2 separate regions of the Homo sapiens genome follow, and region 2 is linked to region 1. Evidence: chromatin contacts called from ENCODE Hi-C or POLR2A ChIA-PET data. All regions are on one chromosome and are shown on one strand. Each heading gives the region's core, a stretch centred on a gene start or an enhancer-like site at or near the end of the contact. The rest is flanking DNA. Distances are from core to core; before and after follow the strand shown. Region 1 holds the start of C15orf39 (chromosome 15 open reading frame 39). Region 2 holds the start of UBE2Q2 (ubiquitin conjugating enzyme E2 Q2).

Region 1 (6,551 bases), core at 2,357-4,856:
AGCAGGCTGCCCCCACCCCCAGCCTCCCCTGCAGAAGGATGCCCTGATTTCCCAGTACACCTTTGGAAAGTGGCTCACCTCACCCCAATCAGACCCCATGGCCCTGTCCTCCTGCCCAGGTCCTATCCAACCCAGATCCCTACGACGCTCTGAGTCCATGCTGATGGCCACCGACGCAGCCCAGCTTCAGGCTCTGCTTGCTTTAGTGGCAGCGGGTTCCTGAACAACAATTGTGTCTGAGCCCTCCCTCAGAAGGCACTGGAGTCACACAGTCCTCCAGGGACAATCCTAGCTCTCCATTTCTTGGCTATGTGGACAAGTGGCCTCCCCCTCCTCCTCTAGAGCTACTGTTACTGGTTGAGGGTAGTTGCCCAGGTTCTTGGTGTTTTGAACAAAGAATTGGACAAAAGGCACAAGCAAGGCAGCAAAACCTCCAGCAAGAGGCTCAGGAGCACTGGTTACAGAATTTTCTGGGGTTTATATACCCTCTAGAGGTTTCCCATTGGTTCACCCTAGTAGCCCGCAACCAGTCTGATTGGTTGAAGAGTAGGCCCACGACCAGTCTGATGGGTTGTGGGAGGGGACCAATCAGAGGCACTTTCACTTTCCAGCTGCCACTCAGCAACTGCCATACAGCAAAAGGAGGGATTGCAACTACCATGCAGCAACTGCCACCTTGAAAGAGAAGGGGTTGAAGAGTAGTCTCTAATATCCAGCACCAGTTGGCCTTAGGTTCCCTGCCTCCAGACCTTATTCTCCTGCAACATCACCACTGGTTGAAACCTTACTACAAATCAAGCTGTGAAGTCACTGGAGCCCTGTAGCAAGTCATGTCCCTGTAACGATGAGTGAGCTGACAGCTAAGGGGCTTGCCTAAACCACACAGGTCAGTGGATCAAACCCCAGTGTGCTTGTTTTTCAAACTCCTGCTTCACATGGTTGTAAGAATTAAATGAGATATCAATTATCTCATAGATAGATGTAGGAGCTCCATGCCCAACCACTGACACTGAGATATCCCTCTTCTGGGAGGGGAGAGGGAGCAATGAGGAAATAGAGGGCAGACAGGGCAGCAAAAGCAGTCTGAGGGGCCTCTCAGGAGGAGGCAGTGTCTATAGCTGGGTCTGCAAGGATGGAAGGGGGCATTGCTGTGTGTCTTAGGGAAAGGTGCCATACTTCTCTGTTTCTCTGCCTGTAGAGTAGCTGCCAGCTCCACCTCACACGCCTCTGGGGTAAGGGAGCTCCTCCAAGGAAGGAGATTTGTAAATAGCAGGTGTGGCCTCATTAGAGGGAGCACCATTGTTATTAATAACCATAAAATAATGAGCCAAGGCTCAGGATCTGACCTTTTACCTTGCATTCCCAGGGAGCCAGGAGAAGTAACTGGTGTCTGGGGTGGGGTGGAAGAGGAGTGTGTGTGTTGCATGTGAAACCTGGGCAGACCTGGTAGTGGTAGGGGTGGGGTGGGGTGAGGAGAAACCTCCTTTTTACACTACTTTCTTTTTCTGTGTTAACTCTACTCGGGAAGGCCATATAAGGACAGACTGTTCCCTTCTCTGCTTTTATTCACACTATTCCTTCTGATTAGAATATCACATCTCTGCAAGACCACAGTCCTGATAAAAACATGTGGAGCTCCCAAGGCAGTTATCTTGTATTGATTGCCTTCATTCTCTATAGGCTCCACAGACGACCATTGGTATAGGGAGGAAAATGGCAAGGTCAGAGCCTTCAGGAGCTCATAGTCTGGGGACACTCTATGAGCTTCCTAGAGTTTACAAGCAATTTCCCACACTGATGTTGGCCGACACCACAGTTGCTAAGGCAGGTCTCTCACTGCTCTCTTTTTGCAATGAGGAAATTTGAGGCTCAGAAAGTTACAAAGTAGCTCCCAAGTCCCCCAGTGTTGCCTCCTTTCTTTGGCAGTCCAGGGTGTTTAAGTGATGCCGAAAAGGAACAGACATACTGTTGAGTGGGGCTGCTGTCTGTGTGAGGTGTCCCTGAATTAACACAAGGCTCAGCAGTGCTGCAAATCTTAACTAGCCCCTATTGTCTCAGATGGCTGCTCATCCTGGCCTGGTTGGGTCCCATTCCAACTCAGGGAAATTGGAGAGACCACTGGGCACATCTGAGCACACAACCTGAGCGTCCTAGACCCCAAGGGCTAAGAACACAGCCCTCCTTCCACCCCACTAGCAGGGCAGGGACAGGGTCGCCGGCGCGGTGCTGGAGGAGGAGGGGCGAGCAGAGTTGGTAAGGGGCAAGAGCAGTGAATAGCCTGTGACCCACGGGGCTGCAGGCTGGGGTTAAGGGTATGATGTTTGGTGTGACCCCTAGCTGTCCGCGCGCAGATGTATTTTCCTGACGCTAAGGTGTGGCTGCAGGAAGGGCCCCAGGCTGGGAGCCAGGAGATCTGGGATTTTGTCCCAGCCTGCTGAGTGACCTGGGGAAAGCCCCAACCCTCTCTGAGTGTCTCTCCCTATATGGTTCCCGACTCTATTTCTAAGGTCCTTCCAGCTCTAAATGAAGTGACACTCTCCCCCCACCTCCCGCCCCCGCTCCCCAGGTGACCTCACTTCCTCTTCCTACCTGCAGCGCCCAGCCCCTCCTCCTCAGCTCCAGCTGCTCCAGCTGCTTGGTGATTCTTGGAACCTGCAGCCTCAGGCCTGCTCTGCTCTGACTCAGGCAGAACTTACCTTTGGGATCTGAGGGGATAGTTTTGCTTCCTGAACTGACTCTGACCTTTGGCATGTCCACCTGCCCTCCCCTTCCCCACTGCACACACCTGTTCCCAGTCCTCGGGCAGCCCAGGAGCTTTGACGGACCAGATTCCTTCAGATAAAGTAGCAGCACTGAGGGGCTCTCATCCACAGTCAGATGGTCCAGGGAGAGGCACCCCTTCCCCCCTCCAGCCTCTCTTTGCAACACACCATTCCTGGCTGGGCGTGCTCCACTCCACCCGCCTCACAGGCTGCGCGCCGGTCTGCCTCATGGAGGGAGCCTCACCCAGGCTACTTTGCAAATCCCCCAGCACCCTCATTCCCGGCCCTTCCAGGGATGGGGAGATTGCCGCTTCCTCAGACAGTTGCCGTGCCCTAGCAGGAGTCTGGAAATTGCCCTCATTGACTACAACGAAATGAGGGGACAGATCAAGGAGCCCTTCTCCAGCCCCCTAATACACTAGTGCTGGACAGGGGAATGCCGGCACCTACTGTGTGCCAGATATTTGCAAACACCCTTTTCCAAGCTTACACCGCCACCGCTATGAGGAAGACAGAATTCCACTTTTGCAAATAAGGAAACTGAAGCTCAGCGAGGTCAAGCGGCAGGCGCAAGGTCACATCGCAGCAAGTGGCAGTGAATGAACGATCTAAGGGAGCGACTGAGGGCGCGTGACGGGCCCGCCGGGCACTGGTTCGTGGAGCGTGGCGGTTACGGGCGGTGCACAGCGCCCGCAGCCCGCTCCTAGCGAGCTGGCCCCACGCGGGCCCTCCGCACCCGCTGCCCACAGGAGCGCAGGCTCCCAGAGGCGGGGCCGGGCTCTTCCCCAACCCTGCGAGTCGCCCCGCCCCCGCCCCGCCCCCAGCCCGCCCCGCCCGGGACCGCAGACGGCGCCCAGCGGCGGCGCGAACGGCAGCTAGGAGGGTTGCTCCGGGCTTGGTGCTCACTGCGACTTCCCGCGCAGGGCCCGGTCGGACTAGGACCCGCGGCCTGAGAGACGCTGGAGGATGCGGACGCGGAGGCCGCCTGGGGTAGCGGCGGCGGGAGTCCTGGCGCTCTGCAGGTAGGAGCTCGCCCGCTCGGCGGGCGCGGAAACTTGGGCCGAGTTTGCGGGCGGCGCGTGGAGAAGGGGCGGGTGGCGCTGCCCCAGGGCGCCCCTACCGGCCGGCCCGGGGACTGAGGGAGCCGCGCCTGGGCCGAGGGGCTGCGGCTTCTGGCTGCCGCCGGCCCCCCGCGAACGGGCTGCGGGGCAGGGGTGGCGCTGCTGCTCCGACTTTCCCCGGACTTCGAGGCTCCCGGGACCTGGTAGCGCTCTGGGTCTCCGGCGGAGAACAGGCGCCTAATCTGGCGAGAAGGAACTCAGGCCGAGCCCTCCGGCCTCCCGCAGGACCCTGTCACGTGGATTGCTGGGGGATGGCGTTGAGGAGGAGGTATGGGGACAAGGGGGCACTGGAGGGCTGGGCCTGGGGGCGCCGGGCGCTGAGGCACCGCGGGGCCCTGGACGCGCCCTGCTGGGATGGGACGGCCCTGCGGTTTTCTCGCCACCTCTTGACTCACCCCTCTGGCCTCAGCCCAGGCTGGCAGGATCGCCCTGAGGCGGAGGCTGCCCGGACCCTGTCGCCGGGCCGCCCCTGTTCCGGGACCTCCCGCCGGTCCGCGGGCGTCGGTGTGGGGCTGGGTGCGCGGGCCTGCCTGCGTGCACACGTATGCCCGGGGCCCGAGCGAGGGGAGAGCGCAGTTCTGGAATGGCGTGTGTGCAGATGTGGGCCATGCACGTACGTGCAGGCACGGGTTTGCATGCGTGGCGGCGGCCTGTGTGTCAGCCTGCTGGATGCACGTGCGTCTCGGCGCCGCCGGGAGGGGCTTGGGGACACCCGGAAGCCCGCCAGGTCGGGTGCGGCGGCAGCCTCTAAGCGAAATCGGCTGTGGGCCCTAGGCACCCGAGTTATGTTCAGGGCGGGTAGGGGAAAGGGGATAGAGACCGATCCCGTTCGCTTTCCCCTCCACTGGAGACTTTGGGCTGCCCCAGGTTGGGTTGTAGCGTCTGGAGAGCCCAGAGCCTCAGGTAGGGAAGGTGGGAGATGGGAGAACACTCGGCGAGGCCCGATCCAGCCCTCCGGGAGAATCCAGATGCTGGCCACAATTGGGCAGGAATCGCGCTCTTCTTCCTGGTCTTTGCCATCGGCCATCCCGAGGCCCCTAGAAGGTGAAAGTGGGAACAGAGAGCTGTTTCCTTTCCCACTGCGTAAGGCAGGGGCGGTGCTGCGGTGGTGGGCTCTTCTCCGGGACCCTGGCCTGGGTGCTGGCTGAGTGACGTTGGAGCTTGGCAGAGAGGATCAACAGAGCTGCCTCTCAAGGATGATCTGAGCCTGCTCCCTGGGCACCTGCCCTTTCCGAGAGCTTGCTTGCCTCAGTATGGGTCAGGGAAGGAGGCACCTACATTTTGGCAACTGTCTTGAGTGGAGGAGTCGTCTCCCTTGAGAGAGTGTATCCTGGGCTTTCCACCTCCTACTGGCAGGAGATCAGGTCATTCCCACACCCCTAAGAGTTCTCTGTTGGCTCCCTGAAGCCGCCACCCCTCCCACAAAGACTCCTGAGGGTCCCAGGTGGTTTCCTGTCTATTGACTGGGTCCCAGATAGGGGCCTCAAGAAGTCTCCAGAGCAAAGGGTATTCCATGGGCTGAGACCCAGGAGAGAGGGACTCCTGGGGTGGGGGTGGGGACCCAGCAGACCCCAAGAAGCATGTGGGGGAGGTGAGACCAAAGTCAGTACTTAACCCAGAGTGTCCCAAGGGTGGAGGTGGGGAGGATCCACACTTCAAAACCCTACAGTTCCTTCTCACAGCATTGCTGTGGAGTGAGATGGGGGCTTTCACCCCTCGATAGCAGGTTTCTATCATAGGACACTGCTGTTGGGACTGTCACCTGTGTCCTAATGGCCCCTCTGTGTCTTCTCTAGGCTGGCCTGAGGTGTGGGGTTCTGTCCAGGAGATGAACCAGCTTGCTTTCTGGGTCTGCCTTGGTGGAAGTGGGCATTGGCCCCCACACTAGCCTTGTGTTTTCTAACCCCAAAATGTGCCGGTCTAACTCAGCCTGTGGCTGTCATTGGCTCCAACCAGAAGAGGCAAGGAGAGGGCTGGTCCTTGCTTGCCAGTCACTGAAACCTGTGACACTTTGCCCTAATCATAGCAAGATTGAGCTAGGTGGTCCTTTCTAAGCTACTGAGAGTTTCCAGGAATAGGGTGCTGGCTGGGGGAGGTAGAGGTAGGTCAGTGTGGCCCCAGAAGACAGGCTTCAGATGAGCCCCTAACGGGTTACTGGGTGCCTGCTGCCCTGAGGGGCCTCAGTCCCCATCCTTCCTTGGTCTTGTCTTAGAGCTTTGTCTTTTTTCAGCACATAGTTTTTCCATCAATACAATGGGAGTAGTGGCTAAGTAGCACTCTGGCCCCTGGGGCCTCCCTCCCTGGACTTTTTTCTTTTCTTTTCTTTTCTTTTTTTTTGTTTTGTTTTTTGTTTTTTGTGTTTTTTTGAGGTGGAGTCTCACTCTGCTGCCCAGGCTGGAAGTGCAGTAGCACAATCTTGGCTCACTGCAACCTCTGCCTCCTGAGTTCACGCAATTCTCCTGCCTCAGCCTTCAGCGTAGCTGGGATTACAGGCATGCACAACCATGCCTGGCTAATTTTTTTGTATTTTTAGTAGAGACAGCGTTTCACCATGTTGGTCAGGTTGGTCTTGAACTCCTGACCTCAAATGATCCGCACACCTCGGCTTCCCAAAGTGCTGGGATTACAGGTGTGAGCCACAGCACCTAGCCACCTCCCTGGACTTTCA
Region 2 (6,551 bases), core at 1-2,500, 640 kb after region 1:
TGGGAGCACTGTGCAACTACATAGGTTGGACGCATATGCAGCTGGTCCTGCCTCTTGCACTTACGATTGCACACACTATTGTCTGCCAAATTGGGATGTATTCCTTTGGACTGCTATCCAGACCTTTATTCATTTTTTGAGCACCTACAATGTGCCAGGAATTGTGCTAGTGGTGGGGATTCCAGATAAGAGCGAGCATTCAATTCAATCATATCGGGTTTCTACTATATAACAGGTCTTGTTCTAGGTCCTGGGGATACAGCTCTGAACACATTAACACGGGGCAGAGACAAGGAATAAATGGGTTAAAGATCAGATAGTGACAGGTGCCCAACAAAAACTTAGCACAGGACGATGTGACACAGGGTGACTATTTGAAATGGGTTGTGGTGGGGGGTGCCGGAGATGATATTTGAGCTATGAGTTTAGTGAAAATAGTGGGCAGCCCTAGCTCCATGGGGGTGTGGGTGGGGAGGGTTATCTTAAGCTTGGGAAACAAGGCAAAATAAGGAAAGGGGGGAGAGAGAGACTATATACGGCAGAGTGAACACAGGTGGTAGCTAAGGGAAGGGATGAAATCATGGGACACCTCCAGGCAACAGCCTCCAGGGGCTAAACCATCGTCTTGGGTAAATGGATGGTTTGAGAGCAAAGGCGGGAGCAGCGAGTCCGGTGAGAAGGTCCTCACAGGAACCCAGGCTGGTGAGAAGGTCCTCACAGGAACCCAGGCTAGCGAAGCGGTGGCTCGGACTAGGGTGAAAGTAGCGGAGGTAACGCTGGGTGAGCCGCACCCGCGTCTCCCACGAGGTCCCCCCAGTGAGGTTAGCGGGTGCCGCGCCGAGCGCCAAGCTGAGGAGCCGCCCCCAGGGGCTGGCGCTAGTCTGCAGCGGCGCCGACGTGGCCGGCGCGATCCGCCACGCACGTGTCCGGCTCCAGGCCGGGGGCGGGGGCGCGCGGGGGTCTCCGGCTCCTCCCCGACTTCTGGGGCCCGGGCGCCAGCTGGCCCCGAGCCTCCAGTCCGCGGGTGCGAAGAACGGAGCAGATGGGTCGGGAACAAGGGAGCTGGGTCAAGGCGAGGAGGGGGCGGCCGGGCGCGCGCGCTCTGGCCTCGTGCACGCGCTGAAACCGGAGCGCGCAGGGCGCGCCAGGGTGAGGGGGACGGGGGCGGGGTGGGGGCAGCCCTTTCCCAGGCGGTAGCGGGGGCGGCGTCGCTGTTGCCCTTTTAAGCCGCGGGGCCGCCGCCTCCTGCCGCTGGAGTCGGTTACAAAGGAAGCGCCACCCAGGCCGCCACACGCCGAGGCTTCCGCGCCCCTCGCCATTTTCCAGCAGCGCTCGACGAGGCGGAGCCGCGAGAGCGCGGCCCAGGCCGGCCCCGCGGGGCGGTCGCGGCCGTGACGGCGGCTCCGGGCCCGGCTCCCCTTCCGCGCCCGGCTCCCCTTCCGCGCCCCTCCCGCCGGAGATGAGGGGAAGATGTCCGTGTCAGGGCTCAAGGCCGAGCTGAAGTTCCTGGCGTCCATCTTCGACAAGAACCACGAGCGATTCCGCATCGTCAGTTGGAAGCTGGACGAGCTGCACTGCCAGTTCCTGGTGCCGCAGCAGGGCAGCCCGCACTCGCTGCCGCCGCCACTCACGCTCCACTGCAACATCACGGTGAGGCGCCCGGCCGCGGCCCCGCGGGGCAGGGCGAGGACGGAGAGGGGGCGCTTCGAGTCCCGGGACAAAGGGGAGCCTGCCCCGGAGAGGCTCCGGCTCCCCGGGCGGGGCAGGCCCGCCCCTTTCCCCCGCGACTTGCCCATCCCAGGCCGGGCTGGGACTGCGCGAGGCTTGGGTGGGAGGAGGCGGAGGGCGCGTCTTTCCGGCTTCTCGCCAGGGGCTGGCTTGGGGGCTTCTGGCCCATCTCGGTCCCCGTCTCCTAGCCCCGAGGGGGGAGTCCGCGGCGGCCCAAGCCCTTGTGGGGTCCATGGCCGCCCTCAGCCGGCCTGCTCCCGGGACCGGGGCGGGGCGGGGCGGGGCGGCGCAGCTCCGGCTGTTGTTTGAGCCCAGGCCGGCAAGGGGAACGGCCCTTAAGTTTTAACGCCTCATTTTTCAGTCGGATTTTCCTTCTTCCCGCTTGTTCAGCCAATTGTTTTTAAGTTTGCGTTTAAGGAGAAACTGACAATGAGAATGGACTCGTTGACGGAGGAAAAGTTGGAATGCAGACTCTGGTGCTGTTTGAGCGACCCCTCTCCCCCGGGCCTGGCTGCGCGCTGCTGTGTTCTGGAAAGGAGCATAGTACCGTCGTTGCGGCAGGTGGTGTTGAGTGTGTATTCGTGTGGCCCCTCCCTTGTGTGTAAGCCTCGAAAATGGATAGGTGAAAGGAGATACGCGCCAGGGCTGCTCCCCGGAAAGATCACGTATGTCACAAAGCCGAAAAGACACTTTTAAAAACTCACTCATTAAGCGGAAATCTCATTAGAAACCCAAGGCTTGGTAAAGGAATTGAAGTATTAAGTTTCTCCATAAAAGTGTATCGTGAAGCTATTCGTCGTGAAATTGATGTAGGATATTGGTCCAAACTGCAGAATATTCTCTTGGTTATAATAGGCGTCAAGGTGGTGGCTTCGGGCTCCTTTTCAAACATGGCTAAAACCAAGTCTTGTTTTTAACTCCCTTTGGTTGAGTCAGTGGGTACTCAAGTGCCTGCAGGGTGGCTGGCGTTTGCAAAAACCTTGATGTTATAATTGACCTTAAAATGGTTACCAGACTATCTGGGCAGAAGGTGTGTTAATTTCAAAAAAAAAAAGACAAGTGCTGTACTGAGGAGATAATTCATTTATTGAATGAATACGTCTGAGTGTTCTGGGCACTAGTGTTGCAGAATTGAGTGAAGTCGTCCTCGCTCTCAGAACTCAGTCTTCTTGGGGGAAGAGTTCAATAAGGTGACAGCTCCTGTGGTATCATCAGGAAAGCCAAAGCAACTAATTTTGACTTGGGGGAGGTGCGCTTCAGGGAAGGCTTTGATGAGAGGCTGAGACAGTTAGAGATGAGCTTCCACAGGTGACTACAATTTTGGAAGGCTGGCGGAAGGGCATTTTAGACTGAGGAAACTCCACCCAAAGAAGACACGGAGATTTGAGAAAGTGTGGTTTCCTTAGAAGTAGAAAATTTATGCTAAGACTTGAGAAGCCCACGATACAGGCTGGAGAAGGGGAGGATTTTCCAAGAGTGGAAAACAGAAAGTGTAGTAGTTGTCATGAAGCAGGTGTTTTAAGGAGACGGGCCTGAATGGCTTCGAGGGTGATTACTCTGGTAGAAGTTGGGGCATGGCCACGAAAAGGTAGGGCTGGTTTGAATGATAGGAGACTGAATTTGTAGGCTGTGGGGAGCTACTAAGTTTACTCAGGTAAGTTGGGAGAATGTATCTTTCATCCAGGATTAGAAATGGTTCTCTACAGTGGGTGGCATTAGGAAATGTGGTTATCCCAGTGGGGGTGGGGTGGTCTTATTGCTGTGCCGGCATTTAGTGCTAGGAGTACAGGGATACCAAATGTTTTGCAACGTTCAGGCAGTCTGCCACAGCAAAGAATTATCCCACCTAAAGTGCCACTGGTGCCCCATCGAGAACCATATTGAAGGCTGGTAAGAGTCTGCTGCAGATAAAAATAAGGAGTGATGACCTGGATTAGGCAGTGGCAACAGAAATGGAGCAAGAAGTGAATGAGACACTTTCAGTACAAGGAGGATTTAGTGAGGACTAGTGTAATGGCACCCACCGCTAGGTAGAAACTATTAAAATTGACTTGCTAGTGAAATATGACAGACTATCAGGAGATAATTATCATGGCAGCTGCTCAGTACAAATGTCTGCTAACTTTTTATTATGGAAAATCATCAAATGTACAAAAGTTGAACAGTGTAATGTAGCCAGCCTCAACAATGATAAACTTTTGGCTAATCTTCATCTGTACTCCACTTTAGATTATTTTGAAGCAGATTCCAGACAGATCACTTCATCTGTAAATATTTCTGCTTGTATCTTTTGAAGGTAAAAGACTCTTTTATTTTTTATTATTATTTTTTGAGACGGAGTCTCGCTGTGTCGTCCCAGCTGGAGTGCAGTGGTGTGACCTGGGCCCACTGCAACCTCCGCCTCCCAGGTTCAAGCAATTCTGCTGCCACCGCCTCCCGAGTAGCTGGGATTACAGGTTTCCGCCGCCACACCCGGCTAATTTTTGTGTTTTTAGTAGAGACGGGGTTTCACCATGTTGGCCAGGCTGGTCTTGAACTCCACCTCAAGCTCCCAAAGTGCTGGGATTACAGGAGTGAGCCACCGTTCCTGGCCGTAAAGACTCTTTTAAACATGGATGACTGTTTTGATAAAATGACATGGCTTGTTCATGTCGATACCATTTGCTTAGAAGGGAAAGATCAAGGGAAAAATGGGGTTGGATTTCAAATGATTTGGTTTGATCGATGATTTGTTATTCTCTAAAGTTGTAACTCTGGAAAAGGTAATGAGTTTGACTTATTCTTTAACTTTTCCTCTTTAGACAGTTCAAATATTTGAATTCTACATGCTAGGACTTGTTTTCTTTATACTTACCAAGAAACATCCTTATGCAGTTTCTCTAATGTTTGAGAAACTAAGTTGTTTTTTACACACGTGCATGCTAGTTCCTGAAGAGTCCTGTACAGGTGCTCTGCTGGCTTTTCCTTTCAGGTTTCTGTATCAGCTGTATTTCTCCCTGTAGAATGTGCCCCTGACCTCCACCCCTTAACCTTACCCCATTTGTCTTTATATGCCTGACCATCCGTCAAGGCTCTTCTGGGTCATATTTAGTTCATGCTGTTATTTCCCCTTCCTCCCTTCTTTAGTCCTTACTATTTTTGCTTTGGTCATGTTTTCTTATGCTGTATTCTGTAAGCCTTTAAATTTTTCTTTTTATGGTGGCAGGGGAGAATATTTTATAATTATGCTTTGTGCTTTTTATCTTCCACTCAATAAATGCTTCATAAATATTTGAGTATATAGCGCTATTCTAGCTGTATTGTATTTGAACAAAAATCTTAACTGCCTTGTAAGTTAACTGCTAAGAATTTGTCAAAAGTGCAGAGATAACATCAATAACTTGTCATGGATAGTACAAAAAGGTCTCTAAGGGCTTGATGGAAGTCTGTAAATTGACTTCATATGAGAGTGTAAGAAGTGAAAAAGACCAAAACAGAGTAGATGTTTTACTCTGTAGGCCAAGGGAATTGAGCTAATTCTTTTCCTGTTTTATAAATTTGTCCTGATCTTAAATAATGAAGGGAAAAGAGTGCTCTTTTTCAACCTCGAGTCCTTTTTATTCTTTTCTGTGAAGCCATGATATGAAAGATTGCCTGTTATACAAACTTAAGTATAGTTTTTCCATCTTCAGTAAACTAACCTGATTGCCGTCTAATTAGTTGTTACAATCACACCGAAATGCAAAGCAGCTTGTTTTAAGCAGCCTTATTGGGAGCTAGTATATGGCTTTAGTCGTTTTGAAGTATTTAACATAACTTGGCAACTCCATTACTCCTTTTATGGACTTTTTGGCATCTGGGCATTCTTGGTAGGAAATCACTGTTTTAGAATGAAAAATCTCCCCCAGGAAGTAAATTAGCTAGTAAACAAATGAAACTTCATTTTTTATATTACTTGTAGAGCATAAATGATTACCCTTTCTGCGTATAAGTGGCTGTTTGCTAGGCTGCTTTTAGTGGGACTTTGTTTTTGATTGGTTAATTAAATTTCTATTCATTATTGCCAAAAAGTGCCTACCCCCAACAGCAAGATACTAAATTTTAAAAATGTTGGAGCTGTGAATCTAGGAGGAAGTGAGAAGTTTAGCTTTTATTTAGTAGTTAGGAGCTTAAGTAAGTCACTTCTTTTACTGTGTTTCTGTGTACTATAGATAATATTTTTTTGCACTGCAAGAGAGCATATAGAGGAAAGCTCTTTGGCAATGATATTATGTTCTACAAATATAAAAGCGATGGTGTCATTTGTGGCTGAATAACACTTTATTTTGAAAATGCTTTATAACAGGTTTTTGTGGGAAATAAAGCAATGCTGTTAACTTCATCTTGCATTTTTCTAGTCTTTACTATGATTAAAAAGTAGTCCAGTCAAAGTTGTACAAAGGAAATAAACCTGGACTAAGGAGCCTAAGACTTTTCTCTTTGGTTTGCCCTCCTGGGACAGATTACCTTTCCAAATTGAATTCATGGAAGAGCATTTGGAAATATCAGAACTGTCATGTTAAGCACCTAAGTGGTACTTTCATTCCAGAAGAATCATTGTTTTCGTTTATCTGACCAATTTATAATATAGGGTCAAATTCCTGGTGGTTATTTATGCTCCCTCATCCCCATTTTTATACCTGTCCTTGAAAGGAACAGATATATGAAGAGAAGACTTAGGTTTCCCTTTTGTGAATAGTATATCCCTTAGTATCTTGATTTTTTTTTTTTAATTTGGTTAAACATATTTAGACCTGGAAAAGGGTAGTATTTGATAAATGTCAGCTAGTTGAGGGGTGGGGAAT

The links. Hi-C counts contacts between places; a loop is a spot of excess contacts on that map. ChIA-PET counts read pairs that join two places held with the same protein, here RNA polymerase II (POLR2A). Pooled maps may share reads with other maps.
Region 2: a loop to region 1 is called in a map of CD8-positive, alpha-beta T cell, with 30 times the contacts of the local background. The contact joins the promoter of UBE2Q2 here to the promoter of C15orf39 in region 1. A Hi-C loop is called at or near these places in 2 of 168 maps with a recorded cell type or tissue (CD8-positive, alpha-beta T cell and naive thymus-derived CD4-positive, alpha-beta T cell) and 7 of 50 pooled maps. POLR2A ChIA-PET finds 5 or more read pairs at or near these places in 1 of 52 experiments (activated CD4-positive, alpha-beta memory T cell).

Annotation. Positions count from the first base shown.
Region 1 is chr15:75,198,276-75,204,826 of GRCh38, forward strand. It overlaps C15orf39 (chromosome 15 open reading frame 39), which reads left to right and starts at 3,607. Exons shown (of 3, transcript NM_015492.5): 1 at 3,607-3,784. RefSeq lists enhancers at 1,284-1,353, 1,764-1,943, 3,210-3,932 and silencers at 3,414-4,573, 4,694-4,743.
Region 2 is chr15:75,842,197-75,848,747 of GRCh38, forward strand. UBE2Q2 (ubiquitin conjugating enzyme E2 Q2) reads left to right here and starts at 1,251. Exons shown (of 13, transcript NM_173469.4): 1 at 1,251-1,650. The coding sequence starts at 1,471. RefSeq lists silencers at 832-1,011, 1,052-1,191, 1,332-1,411, 1,662-2,061 and an enhancer at 1,333-2,230.